Regions from separate parts of the Homo sapiens genome. Here all the other regions are linked to region 3. Evidence: chromatin contacts called from ENCODE Hi-C or POLR2A ChIA-PET data. All regions are on one chromosome and are shown on one strand. The core of a region is the stretch at or near the end of the contact, and the rest is flanking DNA. Distances in the headings are between cores, read along the strand shown. Region 1 holds the start of LINC01991 (long intergenic non-protein coding RNA 1991). Region 2 has its middle 58 kb from the start of LINC01991. Region 3 has its middle 39 kb from the start of TPRG1. Region 4 overlaps IL1RAP (interleukin 1 receptor accessory protein).

Region 1 (5,531 bases), core at 1,354-3,853, 1.2 Mb before region 3:
AAAAAAGTATAATAACAAGAGCAAATGATATTACCTGATTTTTGCCCTGCACTTTCAGATTCTAGAGCACTGCCACCTCCATCATAATATGTGACCCTCACAGCCATCCTCTGAGGTAAGCTAGGGAGGATTTATTATCCCCATTTCACAGATAGAAAAACTGACACTCAGAGATGTGCAGTAACAAGTTGCGCTCCCTCTTAGCTGCCTTTGTAGAGTTAAAAAAGGGAACATGGAGACCATGTGCTCCTGGATGTTCCTCCACGGAGCCCAGCAGCTTTGGAATCCTCTCGAGCTTTCAGGAGGAGCCCCTACTTCAGGCTTCAACAGCTCATTTACTGGCATAGTGAGATGCTAATGATAGAAACCACCAAATGGACAGTTTTAACTAATCTGACTTCCCCCTTCACTAATGAATGCAGCCACTTTGTCCCACAAAATCAGTAGTGGGTTAGAACCCCTTCTTTCCTTCTGGTAGAATTCACCTGCCTCTGGTTTCATCAGCCAAGAGGCCTGAGAGCAGCCAATCAAGAAAGCAGCAATCAAAGTAATTTTTAAAGGAGTTGATGAAATTAAGAACATTGGGTTTTATTAAGCCAGGTCCAGAAGACCTTCCTAGCTGTGAGACCTCATGCAAGTCATTTCACCTCCCTGTGTCTTACTTCCATCTGAAAAATGGGTCGAAAATAAGCCCCGTCTGACTCACCATGTAGACTAGTTCTAAGATCATAGTTAGGTGTTATTAGCACCTTGTAAATATGTTCTCAGAAGGCGAGGGGTACTCAGTTCTATCCATGCAGGAATTTCCAAACATGTAACTCAAGGGGCAGAGAGGTAGCCTAGGAAAAGCATGGGCCTCATGGGACACAGACTACTAGGTGTGGCACGTGCAGTGACGCCTGCATTGTGGTGAGAAGAGAGACACAGGGATGCCACAAGCAGCTACACAAGACCCCTTTCCACATGTACCCAGGCTGACAAAATCACCAGAAAATACAAGCCTTTAAAAGAATCAATTAGTCCCACAATTTTATTCCCCAGGGAAGATAAAATTTACACGCTTCCTGTAATCAATCAATCCCACAAACCTCTTGAAACTTCAGTCAGAAAATTTGCAAACTGCTAAGCAATACACAACTTTTTTTATAGGTGGCAGACTAGAGGTGGGAAGGGAACATCAGGCTCTTTGATACATGTAAACGAAAACATGTTGGTCTTTAAAGAGTTATGATGAACTCTCGGTTTTTCAATAGGAGACTAGAATTTTAAAATCATAGACAGTAGAGCCAGAAAACCTCTTAGAGGCCATTTTCTAATGTATCCTCCCCCCACCCATTTTACAGAAAAGGAAACTAAAACTCAGACAGACGTGACCTGCTTCCAGTTATACCACAAGGTAAAATCAGATAAAATCATGAGCTGTGTCCCTTTCTGCATTTAACTCAGCACACATTTACTAAGCACCAACCAAATTCTTGCTGAAGAAACAAAGATGGATAAGTCGCAGAATGCATCTTCAAGGAATTCAGAGTCCATTAGGGAGACAGACATATAAGCAGATGATTCCAGCACAGATTGGCATGTGCTATATTAATGATACAGAGTGCTATGAGAATACACAGAATTGGGAGTGGCTAATTCTGCCTGGGGTTGCCAGGAAAGTCTCCATCCAGGAGTGGGCATTTGAGTGCATTGACAGATAGAGTGGAAGAGCATTCCAAGCAAAAGGAAAAGAGTGAACTAAAGCAAGGGGACGGGAGAGAACACAGCTTGTGTGGAAAGCCCCACACAAATAGTTTGAAACAGCTGGAGGGTTTATAGAAGGTGCTGCAAAACCACCTCAGGGGATGTCACTAGGTCACAGCTGCCACCCTCCACCTCATTTGGCATGCTCCCTGGGGCTACGGCCTGTGTCCACCTAATGGGCCAGTATAACACCTGGCCAAGTGCCGATGGCATGGTGGGGCTTAATGAATTCCCTTTGAAGATGAGAGGATTGTGAGGGAGAAAAGAATTTGCCACTCAAGTGAGTCAACTGGAACGGAAGGTGTGTCCTGGCTTCTGAGACCTAGCACTCTGGCTGGTTGACCAGACAGCCGAGGTCACCTCCCCTGGGGCCACAGGGTTCTACTTGGGAACATCAAGTCTTTTTTCAGCAAGTTGTTCCTAAGCCACAACACTCTGGCTCACCCCCTGCCTTTGTAGTTTTACCAGTATAATTGATCCCAGAGCTCGGTTTCTGCCATACCCCTTGGTTTCCTAGGGAGTGATGATATATGCAGGCCTCCTTGGAGCTGCAGCACAGCCCAGGCCTCCTGGGGGAGAACACGGAGGGATATGTAAGAGGCAGACATAAATAGTCTTGCACTGCAGTAGTCATCCTTTTGGGTGCTCTGAGCTTCCTGTCCTGAGCTAAGATTTTCCTCTGGGGTTAGCTGAGGCACAGAAAGATAAACAAAGCTTTAAAGTGACTCCCCTCATTGGAAAGCTACAAGCACTTCCAAGACACCATTTTTTCCTACCTTCTGATAAGCGTGTCTAGGCTTCCCATCATCACACCCTGTGAAGAATCCGTAAGGTGTGTATGGGAAGAGGAGAGACCACTTGAGTATGAGACGTCTTTCAAGTGCCCTCCCACATATGCTAGGTCTACAAAATGTCAAAACAGCCAGGCAAATCATGCCAGGATTCATCATGGCAGGGGGAAACCAGTCACCCCTGATACTCACCATTGAGCAGCCCAAACAACTCTTAATGACTAAGGTTTTTTCCACTTACACCTGGTTCTTTTGCTTTCACCACACAATCGTGTTAGCAAATGAGATCCTTGAGTAAGCAAAACAGGTCCTTCACCGATTATCTTGTAAAAACACATTCCATATCCTACTACAGATATTTAGAGCAAGCAACATTTATTCACCTAGGTTTTTCAAAACACGCCTCCAAGCCATTTTTACCATGTAGTTGCTATGATCTGAAAAATCAAGTGTGTGCACAAGCAGGCAGCCAATGGCTTGCGAGAGAAGGATAACTGGGCAAAGAACAAAATTAAAAGCAAGTCACAGATGCAGAAAATGCACTTACAATTTATGTAACTGGATTAGTACCCAGAACACAGGAGGAAGAAAATTCTACACATCCATAAGGAGAAAAAAACATAGAAATAAATGATCAGTCTATATCAACAAGGAAAACTCTGAAAAGGAAATAATCCTAAAAGAAATGGAAAGATGCTTAACTTCACTGATACTCAAAGAAATGCAAAATAAAAAATTAGGAGATGCCATTTCAGACCCATCAGATTGGCTAAAATTTTAAAAGTCGGACAACATGAAATGTTTGACATGATAAAGCAATGACAAAACATGTAGACACTGATGATAGGACTGTAAATGAAAAAAAGCCATTTTGGATAGAAATTTGGCAATATCTATCAAATTTGAGGTTTAGTAGACCTTATATCTTAGCAATTCCACTCTTGGTATACAACCAAGAGAAGCTCTTGCATACAACCAAGAGAAGCTCTTGCATACCTACATAAAAAGCCTTGTATTTAAGAGAATTGTTTTTAAAAGAAAAAAGTAATTTAAAAGTTCATTAGTAGGAAAAGGCTTTATAAATTGTGATACATTCATATGAAGGGATATTATATCAAATTTAAAGTGAGTGAACTGAAACTAACGTATCAATATTGATACATCTAAAATAATAATGTTGAATACAAAAGCAATTTTTAGAATAATCAATATTATTCATGCAAATTTTAGTAACATGAAGTAATACTATATATTGTGTTGTACACATACTTACGGAGTAAATCTACCAAACATGGACAGGACAGACGCATACATCTTTGAGACGGTAGCTATTCTGGGGAGGAAGGAAAAGGGCTGGAAGGAGGCAAGCGACAAAGGATACAGTTATTTTTGGATTTCGCTTCTTTAAAAAGCTGAACCAGGTATAAGGAAATGTTAACATTCTCAAAAAATCATGGTGGTGGGAATGTGAATGTAAGGGTCAGTATAAGTTAGGTTTTGCTGCAATAACAGAAACCCCAAATCTCAATGGCTTAAAAGAGCAAAGATTTCTTTTTTTATTTCATACATTGTAGGTTGGCAGAAGGTGCTGCTTGTTGTTGCCACTCAGGGACCAAGGCTGACAGAGCAGTCACCACCTCCTTGCTGGCAGCTGCACCAGAAGGAAAGAGAGAGCAATTACATGCTCCAGATTGGAAGTGACACACGCTGTCTCCTTTCACAGCTAAGTGGCCCAGACTAGCACCTGGATTTACCTTGCTCAAGGGCCAGGAGTGCAATTCTACCATGTTCCCAGAAATGGAAAGAACTGGAAATATTTAGCTAACAGCGTGAAACTTCACTACGATGGATGTTTGTTACAGTACTTGTCATCCTTTTTTACATGTTTGGATTATGCTTCATATTTTACACAATGGGAAGAAAAGCCCTGGTTTTTAAATCAGGAAGGGTGAGTTTTAGTCTGAGAAACAGAAGGTGAAAGAGTCAGTGGGTGGTGGACAGCAGTGGACAGAGGCTGTCAGTCCCATATATCTGCCTATTCCCAGGCCTGTCTCCATGACTGTAATATCCACAATGATGCTGCAATTATCCCTTCTCCAGAAATGCATGTCCATGTAAATGACCCCAAGCAGGTTGACCTTCTTTGCTTTTGTTTCTATCCACTGAGGCTGAGTAGGCAATAGGAACCCTGATACAAAGAGATGTGGTATGCAGGTCACGGATTATAAGGTCCAAAGACTTCACTAAGTCAGTCCCAGCTCTGCCACTCACACTTCCTGTCACCTTGGGCAAATTGCCATAGTGCCCATGTCTATTTTCCTCCTCTGTAAAATGGGCATAACAATAACACTAAGTCTCTGAATAGTTGTGATAAACAAATGAAGTATGTAAAGTGTTTTGTAACTGTAACGTGCTGTACAGAAGGTCACTGTTACTAAAGACCCAAATTTCACTGCAAGGGAAGCCTCAGTCCAGATTTACATTTCTGGCCGACAATGACTCACACAACTTCCTTCACCAGAGCCACCTGGTTGACAAAATAGACCCAGGCATCATTCTGTGGTCCAACTACTTGAAGAATCTATTGATTTCCCCTTGCGAAAGTGAGTCTGGGAGCGGGGATTAAGCATTACTGCAGATTCCCCAGGGGAGAATAAAGGGAGAGGCTATGATTCCTGTGAACACGGCCTGAATGGGGAGATGCTCTAGGCCTGGACTGAAGCCTGGGTCTCTGGGACCCATGGAATATTGGAGCTGGAAGAGCACACAAGGGAAACAGTGATCTTTCCCATCATTTTTGAAATGAAGAAACTTAGGCCAGGAGGGCCAAAAAGGATGGCCCTTCTCAAACAGCAAGAGAAAGATAATCAAGAGATCTGAGATTTATCCCGGGATCTTCTATTAACTCAGGGCAAGCCCCTTTTTACCAAATGCCTGTTTCCTCACAGGCAATTCAGGGATTGAACCTGACCTCCATGGTGATTTCTAATGCCT
Region 2 (5,543 bases), core at 2,187-4,686, 1.2 Mb before region 3:
TGGTGACTTTTTAAAAAGTTACTCTTGCAGATGTGGGGAGTTGTGTGACTCTTTGCTATTTTTAAAAAGTTTTCATTTTGACTGAATCATGGGGACTTCATTAATCCTTTACCCTGTGAAGTGTTTTGGAGTCATAGCCAGGGCTTTTGTACAGAAGGGGACTTTGATGACCTTCAAACCGTATTGATAGGGTAAGTTCCTAGAGTCCCCGAGCAAACAGGCCATTTCTCCTCCAGCTCTCTGTTTCCTGCTGTGCAGAAACTCTGCATAAAGGTAAGAGTTGGTCTGCTAAAAAGATCCCTGGTCTTAGCCCCAGAATATTTGGGTTCTAGTATCAACTCTAACCCCTCACAGACATGAGGCTATAGTGACATTCCCTCTCTGGGCCTTAATTATCTTTTACAGAAAATGATGAAATTAGGCATATTTTCTTCGTGGTTCCTGTCAGAACTAATGCTCTATGAATTGAATTTGTTCAGACACCAAATTGGCTAGTTAAGAATTCGATTCTTTTCTTCTTTCCCCTGATGTTCTTGAGGAAAAAAATAATAACAAAATAATGACTTACTCTATACCAGGCACTATGATAATATGTTTATGCTTATTATTTCACTTGCCAACAAACTGGTATGAAGGAAGAAATGATTCAACTCAACTGCAGCAGCAGTTCCAGCGATCTGGTTGGGAGTTAATACTGATGCAGCCCAATTGTCCCCACCTCCTGCATTTCTACCTCAAATCCTTGAAAATGACAAGTCGCGATCTTAACAATGGTATTAGGTGCTAATAGATCCTGAAGTACCTTATGGATCATAAAAAAAAAAGCTTAAATCATACCCACTATCATTTTAGTGATTAGCAAAGTGTGTTGTAATTTACTTATTTTGAAACCAAGAATCAGTAAATGATATGGAGGGTAACCCAATGAACCAGAATTTTCCATTGCTCAGAATGCCCCATTTCCTAGCCATTTTGGATAAACAGGAATTTACTATGGCATTAGAATAATAATAGCCTACAAGGACTAGATTCTGGTAGCTGTAGCCTTGCCAACAGTCCAGCAATGTGTCCACTGCAGAGATCACTGTCCACTCCAGCCGGGTATCACCAGGGCCCAATCAGACTCCTTTTCAGAAATCATGGGCGGTGTTTCCATGGAGCTCTGCCCGAAAAGAGGTGATCTAAATCTTGCATGAGAGATGTACATCAACAGGGAGCTTTGCCTAGAACACTGTGACCTAAAAAATCATATTAAGGAACTCAGAATGCAGAGTCAGTTTCACAGACACCAAGTGACCTTGTGCAAGGCACCTCACGTATTGCCTCGCCTTCTTGACACCCCCTAATGAATGGTGACAGCGACACGCCCCAGCCGGCTGGGGCAGGCATTCTGATTTTCACTGCTCTGTTTCTTTTTCTTTCTCTCTCTCTCTCTGTTTTTTTGTTTTCGTTTTTTTTTTTTTTTTTTTTTTTTTTTTTTTTTTTTTTTAAGGCAGCCTGCTCCTTATATTAATCATCTTGCTGTTTGTTTAGTTCTGGGAAGGCAAGCACTGATTCACAAAGGAAAATCTCGCCTAGTGGTCAGATTGAATAGTATCTTTGCTACATTTCGGTTTGAAGATACCACCCAATTTATTTTTGATATTTCTTATATAAGGTTGCACATGATACATTTCTTGTGGAGTTTAGGGCTAGAAAGGGCTGGGTCCCCCTTGATCCATAGCTATTCTTCCTTTACTAGAGGAAGAGGGCTGTGAAATGCAATGCATGTTCCTTTCTTGTCTAAGCTGCTGGGAAGCTCAAAATCACATCATATGCTTGATTAAAATTATTCTTATTCTGTGTTTTTTTCTTCGAGCTGTCCTTTCATGACAAGGTCTTAATCTTTCATCTGTGTTTTAATGATCCTGTAATTTCTGTGACTAACAGTATATGTTACTTCAAATCCTTTTTTAAAGTAAGTGGCATGCAAATAAATCAATAATGCGGACAACTATGTTTTATAAAAACTTTGCAGATAAGAAAATCGGAAAGATTAAACCTTATTCTATGATGAAGTCTGAAATTTCATTTCTAACACAAATTAATCATTAATATTTAAAAGCTTATACATAGTAATAGCTATGAACCTTTGCATATCCCTTACCATTTATAAGGCAAACGCTTTCACATATGTGATCTCATTTTGTAATTAGCATTCACACTTTACAGATGAGGAAAGTGAGGCTTAGTGAGATTAAGTTAGTAAACTCAGATCTTCTGACCCTAGGCCAAGTCTCGAGTTGTTCTCCCCACCCCGCCCCCAACATCACTTTGCCTCTCATTGTCTTCTCATTTAAATCAGCATTCTTCTCACTACCTCTAGACAAACGCTTTGTTTTTTTAATGTGTCCATCAGAATTAAGCAAAAAAGCCATTTCAAGTGTTTATTTCTCTTACTGGGAGGGTATGCAAAAAGTTTGGAAACCACTGATTTAAGGTCTAAAGGGTCAAGCTTGAAGCTTGGAGTGGTCACTTCTAGAAGATCTGAACTCCCTGTCATCCTGGGGTTCCCTGTGTCAGTTTAATGGGGCAGGGGGAGACATCCAGTCTCTAACATACTTTTCTTTTCTAAATAAATGTAATGCCTAAGTGACACACAGATACCTGTAATACCTGTTGACACCAAATCAACAGATTGCTGGGAGAGTCAAGGAGAAGAAAGTTTCGTTACTCCCTAGGGCTTGTTGGTGAGAAAACACATGTGAGTCTTTAAATTGAAAGTGTCAGAGACGTGTTGTTCCACCAAGGGAGGAGTGGGGGGCAGTTGGCCAGCTTACTTTAACACGACTCTGAAGATAAGTGCTTGGTAAGCACTGTATTTGTATTTTTGCTTTTTGCCACTTCAGGCAACCTACCTACTGCCAATTACAAGTTGAAAAGCTTTGGAGATAGTTTGTATAGAAGGTCCTCTGCCTACAGAAACTTCTGGGAGGCTGAGTACCCTAAAAGAGATGTGCATCCGATGAGGTTGTGTCTGATTCTCCTCCAGGTTTGGACAGACCCAATTCTAGTTTCCCATTAGGGCCCAGATCCTGCCCACAGTCTGGGGGCTAGAGAGGCTAATCTCAAAGGGCTAGAAATGAGTCAGTTTCCACGCTCAACATCAGGCGTGTGGCTTCCTGAAGCACAGACGAGGAAGCGTTGAATTTCAAAGAGCAAATTTTTTTTTTCTTTGCATACCATATCCGGAACTGAAACCACCAATTCATTTCACTTAAGATTTTGCACTATACTCAGATCATCAATAACATCCCAGAGATAAGATACCAAGATTTTCTCAATGCAGACATTCTGTCTTCCTCTCTTTCTGTCTTTTGGTGATGACTGTTATTGAATTCTTCTTCTTTTTCTTCTTCTTTTTGAGTCCTAACAACACAAAATTCGGAAGCCTTTGTTTTTTTCATAGGTGTCTGTGAGTACTAGAAGTCAAATGTCCAAAAATCTGCTGAGACTTTCACCTTGCTCATAACTTTCTGCTTTCCCTTGCTAGTCAGGTGTGTGTAAGATCACAGATCCAGCATTCCACTCAAGGGGGTAACTAGATTTGCTGAGGGCTCGCTGAGGTAACCAGTCACCTCACTAAACAGTGAAAGTGGTTGAAAGATGGAGTCTGTGGCAGATTCATGCAAACTACCCTCACAATGAGAAAAGCAATGGAAAATACTCACATCCTCCTGATGCTGCTGTAACATCAATATGTTAGGAGGAAGGAAGATTCCTACATATCACAGTGCAATTTATAAACCACTTTCACATTCGTTCTGTCTTGATTCTTACCGGAACTTTTGAGATCAGCCACACAAGCATTATTCTTCCCATTTTAGAGATGGGGGCACACAACACTAACAAAAGTAGAAAGATGGACCTAAGCAGTGACAGTGACAGAGCCAGAGGCCTCCGATTAGACCCCAGCTTTATTGATTCTAAGTCCAGTATTCTTGTAACTGCTGTCTAACCTTATGTATAATATAATATTACATCATAATCCATGACCTAATGTTACACAGTCATTTGTTGACATTTTAAAATTTCAAGTTCTTGCAGGTCAGAGTTAATGGTTGTTGGTCATTACTTTGGTATAACCCTTGCAGGCCTCTGCTTAGTTTATTCAAAAAGTGGGGGAATGGCATTAAATTCTGTGTTGCTTTCAGTTCTAACATTTTGTGAGTCTATGTGTCATCCTTGGAATTGCCCAAAAGTGTTACCACAGTGTTCACCACGGAGCATCAGTTCCCAGGATGACAGTAGTTTTAGGTAAAAATTGACACCACCATCAAATAAGTTTTTAAAAAGAAGGATTGGCCAGGTGCGGTGGGTCATGCCTGTAATCCCAGCACTTTGGGAGGCAGAGGCAGGTGGATCACGAGGTCAAGAAATCGAGAGCATCCTGGCCAACATGGTGAAACCCCCGTCTCTACTAAAAATACAAAAAAATTAGCTGGGTGTGGTGGGGCACACCTATAGTCCCAGCTACTCGGGAGGCTGAGGCATGAGAATTGCTTGAACCTGGGAAGCGGAGGTTGCAGTTAGCCAAGATCATGCCACTGCACTCCAGCCTGGTGACAGAGCGAGACTCCGTCTCAAAAAAAAAAAAAAAAAAAAAAGCAGGATTATTCCAAATGAAACAGGTTGCTTTGCTACAGCCCTTCTCAGAGCCTTTGAATGTAAATCTACAGGGAGGAAATATGGATACACAACATTCCTCTTTACTTGGCCCTAGAACACGGATCTTATGAGATTAGTACTCCATGGAGTTCATTTTAATAAACAGTGGACATTCTCTAATGATCCCATTGGTCTCTCAAAGCAGCAGCACACATTTCAAGAGAAATTTTGCACCATTCCAGCACCACAAACCCCACGCCACACCGTGCCAATGCCGCACACACCAAGTCATGCGGTGTAGTCCTCCAACCCAGGGCCACCTGAAGTTGAGCAATTCCAGCTGCACAATCTGGATCACATCACTTCAGCCACAGAAGCTTTTGTGTTTAAAAAAAATCCCCACAATCTGTCTGAAAGCAAGGACTTCCACATGTTGCCTGAATACAGGACTAGAGACAGCGCCTTTCATTGCCTTGGAAGTTTATTGCCCTTTCATTTCCCTGAGTGCAGAATCCCATCATTCTCCCGATTATGAGAGGAGAGAAGAGAGGCTGCCCAAGGTTTTTGCATCCTGCCTCTTGTCATTCTGTCTCCCCTGGCTTTTCTAGTATCTTTCCTCTTTAGAGAAAGGAATTCTAGACTCTCAGACTCTTAGGAGTGTGGAAAACCAAAGGGGAGATTTCTCCAATCTGCAGCCACTCTTAACTTGACTCTTCCCCTTTGGCCTCCCTTCCAGAGCCTCTGTTGAACAGCTTCTGTGGGGCGGTGCTCACTCCATCCAGAGGCAGCCTGGCTCCATGTTTTCACACTTCAGATTATTCAAAAGTTCTGAACCACACTCTGTCTTGTGGGAACTTCCTACTATGGGCTCCAAACAAGTTTGATCCTGCTGATCC
Region 3 (5,176 bases), core at 990-3,489:
CTATTTTGACTGTCTTTAGGATCCATGATTCCTTTCTGCCTGGGAGAGATTATGAGGCTTCAGAGAATTCAAACATTGCTCCTCATTAAGGAAATGGTGAATTAACTTACATGTAGTACCTGAAAAAATTAAACTTCTATTCTCAGTGCTTTCTTAACTGGCCTAAAATGGACCTTACAGGTATAATCTCAGTAACTCAAATGTTATCAGAGGAAAATGGCCTGGCATGGTCAAAACGTAGCAGATTATTTTAACCAGTAGTTAATAAAACTGAACAACAGCATGAAAGAGAACACCAATAGTCCCTTGACATGGACTGTAATAGGATGAAACTAGAGGCAAATGTAGATTCCCTTCTGTGAGTGTGAGGGCTCTACTATCAAGCAACCATTTATATATTCTGGCAGAATATGAACTGCTTAGGACACACTCATAATGTGATGTGAAGAGTACCAATGTCTGTTAAAAAAATCCATTTGAAAGTACTATTTAAAAAATCCAACAGTAGAGCTATATATTCCAGCTATAACAGGCTTTCATTTACATTCTTCCTCAAATGCAGGTCATAACCTGAGTTTGAGATGCAGGGAATGACCTGCGTTTTAGAGAAGAGGAAAGTGAGGTTCAGGGCCATATGTGATTTTTGCTAACAATGGTGGATCTTGAGCTAGGATCCAAAACTTCTGATTATGAGATGTGTACTTTTTACCTCATGCCATGTTACCTCTGGCCGGTAAAATACCTAAAATTCTGCACAACTCTAAGTAACGTGATCGTATGTCCCACTTTGCCCAGAACAGTTCAGATTTATCCTTTTTGGCAGCATAATTAGTAATAATCTTACCTTTTACTCTAAAAAATGTTTTAAATCGGAGCAGCGATTATGTAGTAATTTCACTGATGGGAGGGCTCAGGGAGATTCCAACTTGGGCTTCAGTGTTTAAATTGGTGCTAAAGAAATCCCTAATGAGTTACTTCTATACATTACAAAAAGGCAATATCATTTAAGATATTATGTAAATATGATACATTCTAATGTTGGAATTATATATAAATATTCATGTGTGTATATGTATACGTGTATATACGTGTATCTATATGTGTGTTTATATATATATAGTTGTCTAGAAAAAAGCTCACTAAAAGGCAAAATTACAATAATTTGAGAATATAAAATCTCCATCTTGAAGGAAACAAGACCATGTAGATAGCAGTTGATAACATAATAATAATTCTTCTCACAAATGCAGTAGGACTTTATATTACTGAGCACTTTCTGATCATATTTTCTCATTTCAACTTTCTAAGAATGCTCAGTCAATAAACGAATCCCCCATTTTGCAGGTGAAGCCAAAATGCAGATACACAGTGAATGAGGCAGATCTGGGACCTCTGAGATTGTCCTCATTAAGACCCTTCAGCACTGACCTTTATCCTTATCCTATATTGGCTTTCAAAGCTAAGAGTGAGACATTGAACTTATAGCCAGAGGCATATTATTATGCTTGTGCTGCTTGTCTCTCATCTCCTTGAGAAGGAAAAGGAGAGCATAATAGTGCCACAGTATAACTCAGGAGAAACTAAGGAAAGCTTCTTTTTTATTTAAAGCCAACGTTTAGCCAATGGTTAATTTCTGTCTCAAGCTATTCAAAGGAATACTAACTAAGATTTGCTGTGACTGCTATGTGATTTATGGCAACTTGCTTTTCTTCTCTAGTCCTCAGTTTCTCCATGTGAAAAATGAAACTTTTAACTAGATCATCTCCATGGTTCTCTCTGGCTCTGATAGTGCACGACTCCCTGATTCTGAACTTCTGGGAAAAGGACAAATTCCAAAGCTGTATTCCAGAACCACCCTGTCTAACTTGGTCTCTTCTTTTCTTTGCATTTGGAGTGAGCCCAAAAGAAAGGTCATTTTTGCAGACATCTTGATGTTGTGCTCCAATGTCCTCATTAAATAACAGGAGCCTGGACTGGCAGGCCCAAGGGAATATTCAATCAAGGAGAAAAAGGCCAAGTCATTACTGGAACCCTATCATCAGAGCTGTAAACACAAGCATCTATTCCTGGGCGTTAGCTGAAAGCGTGTTTGATCGCGTGCTTTCTCTCTCTCCTTATACAGGTTCCGTTTGTCAAATGTGTGCGACCCTTCTGATAAGTCACCAGAGGTGATGAGGGAGAGAGAGAAAGAAAGCAAATTACAACTGTAAAGAGTCTCTGAACAGTGAAAGATCAAAACAGACAGTCTCTGGCTTTACTGGATGAGTCACCATTGCAGCCCGACCGCAAAAACAAGCGTGGCTTCTGTACTTAGCAGCAGTCTTCCTGTCTGGAAAGGAAACATTGCTCAGATTGGAGATACTGGCCATTTTATAGACTTCAAAGCAACTTAGGCCACTGAACTGTCAGGCGGGAAAACAGGTAAAACAATTTTCCTAGCGTTTGTCTGGAGAATCAGCTACTCAAATCTGATTTGAAGCTGCATGGAAATACTTTCATCTTTAGCCAAAGCTGTTTATTTTAAAAAGTTTTAGTATGATGGTCTTCAGTTCCAGTGTAGTATGTCTATTTTTCCTCAAATAATGTAAGTTAGTTTTTTCTGGAAGAGACTTGTTTCCAGGCACTGAGCTAAGTTCTGTGGGGGATGGAGATATAATCAACATGAGGACCTTCTAATGAGGAAGCGGGGCCAGTACACATACCATGACACTATGAACGGAAATATGTACTGAAAACAGGAAAAACATGATACCATGATGGTGCAAGGAAAACAGAGGTGGGTCTTGATGAATGGTCTACCAGAGGAGAGACTAGTGTAAAGAAAGGCCTGTGTGTATTCAGGATTTAGCAATGAGTCTAATTTAGGTTGAAATGTAACATACAAATAAGGAAGTAGAAGAAATAAAACTGGAAAGAGACTGGGATCAGATCTGGAAAGAGTTTGAATGCCAGGATGAAGATTTGAAGTCTTATGCTGTGTGCTAGGGAGACAGGGAGAGAAGAAGTAGTAACGTTATGGGAAGATAATAGTGCCAACTCCAGAGAGGAAAAGGCAAAGGAGCAAGATCAAGATCAGTTAGAAGCCTCTTGCCACAGTTCAGGAAAGAAATTAATTTTGGCCTGATATGGTTTGGCTGTGTGTCCCTACTCAAATGCCATCTTGAATTGTAATCCCCTCGTATTGAGGGAGGGAAGTGACTGGATTATGAGGGTGGTTTCCCCCATGCTGGTCTTGTGATAGTTCTCACAAGACCTGTTGGTTTTATAAGCCCTGCCTACACTTCTCTCTCCTGCCACCATGTGCAGAAGGTCCTTGCTTTCTCCTCTGCCATGATTGTGAGTTCCCTGAGGCCTCTTCAGCCTTGTGGAACTGTGAGTCAATTAAGCCTTTTTCCTTTACAAATTACCCAGTCTCAGGCAGTATCTTTATAGCAGTGTGAGAACAAACTAACACATGGCTCCTCACTTACAGCATTCCATCTCGAGCTAGACAAGAGAAGATCTACAGGAGAGGGTTGTGTTAATGCATCTGAATTTCTAACCTAGTCTATGAGGATATTAATATAAATAAAAGTATTCACCATCACAGAATGGATTAGTGTATGTTAAAGTCATTGAGTGGAGGTGTGTGAGACTCTGAAGACTGTGGCCAACTCAAGTTGACACAACAAAAGAAAGTTGCTCACTTCATAGAAGTGTGGAGGCAAATAGTGTTATCTGGACTACTCATACTGCAGGCTTTATTGCTGCTTGGAATGTTGAATACACATGTTAGCTATTCAACCCATAGTTTCTTTCCATTGTATGGTTTGTTTCCAGTCAAGGTCCCAGCCCTTGGTCTTTGAAAGTAGTGACACCAGGAAGGAAGAGCTTCCACCTTATCTGGTGGCTCTGTCCCTGCTGTGTGTCTGACCGTGGGTAAATCACCTGCCATCTCTGGGGCTTGGTTTCCTCATCTGCAAAATGAACATGTTATGTTCTTCAGTATTCAGGGCCCTTCAAAGTTTCAGCAGTTTAAGTTGTATGTTCAGTACAAGTAGTATCCATTACTAACGTTATCTTTCACAAAATGAACCAATCTCATTGAACCCTCCTAACAGCCCTAGGAATAAGCAGTGGGGGTATCCTTTTTTTTTTTTTTTTTTTTTTTTTTTGAGACAGAGCCTCTCTTTGTTGCCCAGGATGGAGCACAGTGGCATGATCATAGCTCACTGCGGCCTTGACTTCCCTGACTCAAGTGATCCTCCCACCTCAGCCTCCCCAAGTAGGTGGGACTATATATAGAGGCATGCCACCACACCTGACTAATTTATAAAATTTTGTAGAGTTGGGGTCTCACAATGTGGTACAGGCTGGTCTCAAACTTCTGGCCTCAAGCAATCGTCTTTCCTCAGCCTCCCAAACTGCTGGAATTATAGGCATGAGCCACTGCATCTGGATGGTATAATTATTTTAAATACATTTTACTCATATGTTAATAGAGCCACATGAAAGGTAAATAATTTTCACTAGGACTTACAGTGATTTACTGATCTAGTCATGACTAGAGCCTTGACCACCTGACTCCTAGCCCAGTGCTCTCTCCACTCTACCAGGCTGTACTGATCAGTAAAGTACATGACAAGGAATGTACGCAGTTTTCTATGATCTTGAATATGCTGTGGCTTTATTGTTTCTTCTGAGTTAGGACAGCCCAACAGAAAAATAATGGTTTTACGGGGTCCCTGAAAAGTTTTACTGGTTAAATGCATGTCTTTTAGTCTACTTCCTTACAGTGGGATGTGTGCAGATGTTGAGCTCTTCTTTGCGGTCAGTACTTCTGTCGTCAGATGCAGGTGGTTATGAACTTGGATGCAGTCAGTAGCCAGAGACTTGGCCATCTACACTCTTCAGCATGGGTCCCTCTGACCCTAAAAATCATACAGTCCCTGGGCCAAAATGGCCTCATCCAATCCAATGTCCTGTCCAGGGCTTGATCTCTTCTATTGCAGTTCTAATGGTTGTCCAGCATCTTCTTGAGCGTCAACATCACTTGTGGATCCTGGACGTGTACTGTCAATTGTCTCAACATCTTCACATGCTTCCCTCACTGTCAGCTCACATTCAACATGACAAGTTTCAAAACCCATGTTACCTTTTCTAAATACTTTTCTTCTCAGATGGCATTGCTATCTAT
Region 4 (5,354 bases), core at 1,581-4,080, 1.5 Mb after region 3:
ACATAGATTGGTTCTTTAACTCTTTTCTTTACCTACACTTCCTATATAGTGATTGGATTTTCAACCTTTAGTGTGAGAGAGTATGTACCATATTTTCTTTCAGAGCTATACACATATAATTCTATATGTGTACATATATGCATATACAGATAACATTTGACGTAAGGTTTAGGGCCTCTGAGGACTCAAGATTCATGACTTAAACACAAAGCCAAATTCAAATAGCTATGAAGTCTTGAAGCCACTTCAGGCCATATAAATCACCTACTCTGTACTTCGATAGCACTTCATTCATATCTTGTCTTTATTATTCTAGAGATTTTCTCTTTTTTCTGTAGTAAGTAGTGACCACTCTTTTCCTGTCTCTTTCTCTTTCCCTTCAATACCAAGCACACAGCATAAAACTGAGCTAACTATATTGTACTTAGAAATTGATTAAATAATTGAATGAATTAGCCTGCCCTGTAAAATTCCAGAGAATAAGCACCATTTGTGGTTTTTTTTTTTCTGGCAATTGTATAGCCAGCTCCTAACCCAGTGCCTGGCCCATAGGAGGGACTTTGTAAATATTTGTTGTGTAATCATTGCATGACTTAATTCTGTTAATTGGAAGTGACTAGTTTATCTAACTCTTCTAAGACTTCATAGCAAAGTATGTGTTTTATACCAACTTTATCTTGAATGCAAAAACTTCAGTAGATACTACTAACAGTTCAAACCTTGTATCTCAATTAAACTCTTTGTATCTTTACATCTACTTTCCCTTTCCATCCTACAACCCACCATCCAATGTCTTATATTCCAAATACTCATCAGCACTTATACACTCGATGAGCCCTCAGCTCCATGCCTTTTGGGTCTTGGCTTCTCTCATTCATACCTTTGATCAGGCAACACTAACGTGTCGAGCATTTACCAAGCACCAAGTATTGAGCAAGTTTCCGACCACGCAGATATGGAACTTAAAAACCCCACTGTCCCTCATACAAGTTAATTTTCCAAAGGAGGAACTCTGCATGAAAACAGAGCATTATAATAATGTAGTTTAAGTACTAACAGTCAGGGAAAAAAATTAAGACAATACAGGTGAGTTCTTCACGCTTTTTCCTGTGCCTGAAGTGTCTACTTCCCATGTCTACCTTCTTCCTCAACAGATGTTAATATTCTTATCATTTAAGAACCAGCCCAAATCTTTCTTCATTAAGTTTTTCTAAGTTGTTTTGTTTTTATTTCATACTCCCTTGACCCTAAATGCCTTTTATTGTGTTTGTTGCAATCCTTCATTAGACCATGAATAACTATAAGTTAGAATTGTATCATTTCCATTTTGGTGCCTTCACACAGTTCTTTACACATTGTTGGTTTCTTGAATGGAAACACTTGTTCTTACTTCATCATGACATTCCTCCACTGCACCCTTCCCCTCCCCACATGATTCGTTTCAGTTGAAAGATCCCAAAGTCATTTCTTGTGTTGTTCTTTACCTATATGTTGTGGTCGGTTGCCACAGCAACCATAGCATGGTTGAAAAATCGCTCTTCTATTTAACTTCTCTCTTTTGAATTCAGAATGAGGAACTAATGGGTCAACTAGGATTGTTTGTCTTCTAGTCAGACAAGTGTTTGCTTTATTGTGGAAATTCACTTACTGTTCACTCATTTCTTATATTTTAAAGCAAGTTTCCTATTCTTGGAGAATCTAAATCTTTTTTTATGTTTGTTTTCTTCTGGATTCCAAATAAATGGTTTTGAAATCATTATAACATTTTCAGGTTTTATTTTTATCAACAGTTTATTATGTTTAAAATTATCCTATGTGTCTCAGGTACATGTGTTGTGAAGGGTCTAGAGACAGAGTTGCTGATAAGAAAGAGAGAGCTAACCAGACACACAGCAGGTTAATGTTCATAGACATTTGTAGTGTAACAATGCCCTGAATTACCCTCACACACGTATTAGAATGTAAAATATTCCCTTTATTTCTAAAATGTTTTAGGCCTAATAGCTTTGAAACAGCTATAAAAAGTTTCTTTCATCACATTCTTAAGGAAATACTGTTGACAAGTTCAGTAAAAATAATTGACTTCTCATCCTCAAAAGTGTGCTTCCTCAGTTTACCACTGATTGCAGGAATTAGCCTGTTTTAAGTGATAGAGCCACATCACGCTTTTCACTCAGGCTGGCTCCAGGGATGGCACAGGTTCAGGGCTGCTATATGGAATGAAGAGACACTATCAGGTGAAATTAAAAGCAAGGACTTTGAAACAAGTAGATCTGAATTCAAATTCCAGCTTTAACACTGTCTGGTGGTATGACATTGACAGTTACTTAACGTTTCTAGGCCTTGTTCATTCATCTATAAAACGGAGGTAAAAGCATTACAAACTTTACATGTTTGGAATAAGGATCAGACGAGACAGAGTATATGTTAAGTGCATGTCTCAGTATAATTTTTTATAGCCTCAACTCACTGCTGAGGAGAGGTATTCATTCTTAGTTAAGAAGCTGATGAAAGACCGTTATTCGGCTTTCTGGAAAACTGAATTTCAGCTCTCTACTGTGTTATCTAGAATATCTCTGTCTCATTTTTTCCGTCTATAAAATTACAGCGTATTTAGTCTGATCTGTCTACTTCACAGGAGTTTCAGAATAGCTAAGCTAACAAATGAGGGGGAAATACCTTTGAACTGTTTAAATGAAAAGTACCACAAAAATAAAATAGTTCTATTGATACTGTAAACTCAATTCAAACCAAATCTGACATAAACTTATAAGAATACAGGCCTTTGAGACCTTATCCTTTGTGATATCCTAAGGATATTGAAATCGTTTGCTGACCTGACAAGTGTCTACAAGTATTGCTTATCTTACAGGAGAAGCTGCGTTGAAAAAAATACGTTACCCAAGCTTATAGTAGCTTCCTCTTGATGATCTTTTCCATGAAATGGAAGTTCAATGCTGTTCTTAAAATACACATTTCCTGTGACAAAGCATTACAAAATGTGCCTCAATGTAACTGTCATATTTCAAAGTACATGCTCCAGGAATTGAAGAAAACCTTAATCATACAAACATTAAAGATGAAATATGTGAATAAAAAAAATTGAAGTTACAAGCTAGTAGTAGACTCCCAGAAATTTAAAGATGTAAAAAGCCTTAGAGATAACCTAATCTTTTTGTCATAGGTGACTTATTGATATTTAAAAGAAAAACAAAAGCTTTTCTAAAAGTAAATGTTCAACATATATTTTTGTCACAGATAGTGTATTGATTTTTTTTCTCAAAAACAGCAAAAAGTAATAATTTAGCCAAATAGTGAGACTGAGAATTTGAAACAGGATTCTAGATATGTTGAATGAGATAGTTGTGGACTGAGATAGTTCAATTTCTCAATTTTAAATGTCAACAGTTATATGCAAATGTGAATTAGGAGCAGAAATACATTCCTAGATCTTGATCAGGCCCATGAAGATATTTTATTTTTAGTTTCTGAAATCTGTGATACTCAGTTATAAAAATGGGATAAAGTTGGTGGCTCATGCCTGTAATGCTAACACTTTGGGAGGCCCAGGCAGGCGGATCACGAGGTCAGGAGTTCAAGACCAGCCTGGACAGGATGGTGTAACCCCATCTGTACCAAAATTACAAAAATTAGCCAGGCATGGTGGCGCGCACCTGTACTCCCAGCTTCTCAGGAGACTGAGGCAGGAGAAGTGCTTGAACCCAGAAGACTGAGGTTGCAATGAGCTGAGATCACGCCACTGCACTCCAGCCTGGGTCACAGACTGATGAGACCCTATCTCAAAAAAAAAAAAAAGTAATAAAAGAAAAATGCAAAACAGTTTGGAAATATCTGATACAGGGAAACAACAGGGTGATTAAAAATGCCAATCAGACATCTAAATTGGGGCCTAGATTATCAGACGGAGTGACTGGAGTCCCAAATTAATATAATCAGTGAAGAAATATTATAAAAAGAAAAAGAATTGCTTTCTAAATAGCAGGTCTTGCAGTTGCTCAAGTTTCCTTAGTCATTATTTCAAAACTGTAACTTTGCTTTACTATCAACATAGGATGCCCAGAATTTGATCCTGAGACAGGAAGCCTGTGTTTTTGAAGTCACACTTTAGTTTAGAATTTTAATTTCTCATGATCAGAAAAGATAATGACAGGTGTTTCATTTATTCTTCGCAGAAATCTTGTCAAATACTTGACCAAAATAGTTTTATAAAAACTGCAGCATGAATATTTCGGTGTTCTGTGCAAAATTAGATGTGAGTGTGCGTGTGTTTGTATGTTTTCTATGCATGTATCTAAAAAGTAAACTTTTTTTTTTTTTACTTTTTCTAGGGCTGTTATAAAATACAGAATTTTAATAATGTAATACCCGAAGGTATGAACTTGAGTTTCCTCATTGCCTTAATTTCAAATAATGGAAATTACACATGTGTTGTTACATATCCAGAAAATGGACGTACGTTTCATCTCACCAGGACTCTGACTGTAAAGGTAGTAGGTAAGCATGATTAGTGTCCAGTACACACAACAAGCATGTGATCATCTTGTTATGGTTTTTAATAGTTTATTACACACTAGTATGTAAATTGTATAAGAAAAGTGATTCATGTTTTTTGTTTACAGTACTGTCTCTAGAGCCTTCAACAATTCCATGCACATCGTAAGCATTCAGTAACTGTTGGTCAACTGAATGAATATGTGAATAAATGAATGAAGTAAAGGTAGTTTGGGGAGGGAAAGGAGCACCAGACAGATCTGTGTTCAAATTCTGTCACTGCCACTTATTAGAAACATGACGTTGAACAAGGTCCCTGTCTTTATCTGTACTCTGGAACTGCAATTGATTGAGAATATTTAAAAAAATATTCATATTGTATTAATGCAGTTTCAGGCAAGCAATAGAGACTCAGTGCAACACTTTTGTCAAAAGAATGTTTTACTTGGATTAAGTAAACTCTATTTTTCTACATACTGAAACTGCTGTACCTATTGCTGAAGGTATTTGCTGGCAATAATGTTCAACCATTATTTTGCACTAAGAGAATAGGGGGTGAGAAACTAGGAAAGTGGGAAAGGCAATTCTTAGACAGAGTTGACAAACTCCTAGCAAACCCAGAAATAGAGAAGTAGTGTCAGGATATATGGCTTTTGGGGATTACCCCTAAATACCACTGTGTCCAGTGTATTAAAAAAGATAGCATCTCTGGGTATTGTTTTGTCATACCCCATCTTTTAATAGATGGAAACATTAGGCTCACTGACAAGAAGTAACCTGTTTAGAGACACTCAGTGAGTTACTTGAAGAAGTAATTCTAGATCCCAGGTCTCTGCTCAGGG

The links. A loop is a pair of places that touch in the nucleus more often than their neighbours do. ChIA-PET counts read pairs that join two places held with the same protein, here RNA polymerase II (POLR2A). Pooled maps may share reads with other maps.
Region 1: a loop to region 3 is called in a pooled map, with 4 times the contacts of the local background. The contact joins the promoter of LINC01991 here to the enhancer-like site in region 3. A Hi-C loop is called at or near these places in 3 of 168 maps with a recorded cell type or tissue (CD4-positive, alpha-beta memory T cell, CD8-positive, alpha-beta T cell and naive thymus-derived CD4-positive, alpha-beta T cell) and 9 of 50 pooled maps.
Region 2: a loop to region 3 is called in a map of ovary, with 4 times the contacts of the local background. The contact joins two enhancer-like sites. A Hi-C loop is called at or near these places in 2 of 168 maps with a recorded cell type or tissue (CD4-positive, alpha-beta T cell and ovary) and 8 of 50 pooled maps.
Region 4: a pooled map shows a loop between it and region 3 (5-fold over the local background). The contact joins two enhancer-like sites. A Hi-C loop is called at or near these places in 3 of 50 pooled maps. POLR2A ChIA-PET finds 5 or more read pairs at or near these places in 2 of 52 experiments (Panc1 and activated CD8-positive, alpha-beta memory T cell).

Annotation. Positions count from the first base shown.
Region 1 is chr3:187,973,804-187,979,334 of GRCh38, forward strand. It overlaps LINC01991 (long intergenic non-protein coding RNA 1991), which reads right to left and starts at 2,604. Exons shown (of 3, transcript NR_135538.1): 1 at 2,523-2,604.
Region 2 is chr3:187,916,080-187,921,622 of GRCh38, forward strand. No RefSeq gene overlaps it. Among named protein-coding and RNA genes, the nearest start is that of LINC01991, 58 kb to the right of the region's middle. RefSeq lists an enhancer at 3,179-3,358. Within about 2 kb of position 3,437, at least 7 of the 41 ENCODE cell types and tissues checked have a DNase peak (open chromatin) inside an H3K27ac peak, as active enhancers do; they include CD4-positive, alpha-beta T cell, where a contact is called at or near this core.
Region 3 is chr3:189,130,277-189,135,452 of GRCh38, forward strand. It overlaps a transcript of TPRG1 not described here. Among named protein-coding and RNA genes, the nearest start is that of TPRG1, 39 kb to the right of the region's middle. RefSeq lists enhancers at 1,527-2,726, 2,164-2,233. Within about 2 kb of position 2,240, at least 23 of the 41 ENCODE cell types and tissues checked have a DNase peak (open chromatin) inside an H3K27ac peak, as active enhancers do; they include CD4-positive, alpha-beta T cell and CD8-positive, alpha-beta T cell, where a contact is called at or near this core.
Region 4 is chr3:190,615,926-190,621,279 of GRCh38, forward strand. It overlaps IL1RAP (interleukin 1 receptor accessory protein), which reads left to right. Exons shown (of 12, transcript NM_002182.4): 6 at 4,350-4,515. Among named protein-coding and RNA genes, the nearest start is that of LINC02013, 81 kb to the right of the region's middle. Within about 2 kb of position 2,831, at least 2 of the 41 ENCODE cell types and tissues checked have a DNase peak (open chromatin) inside an H3K27ac peak, as active enhancers do.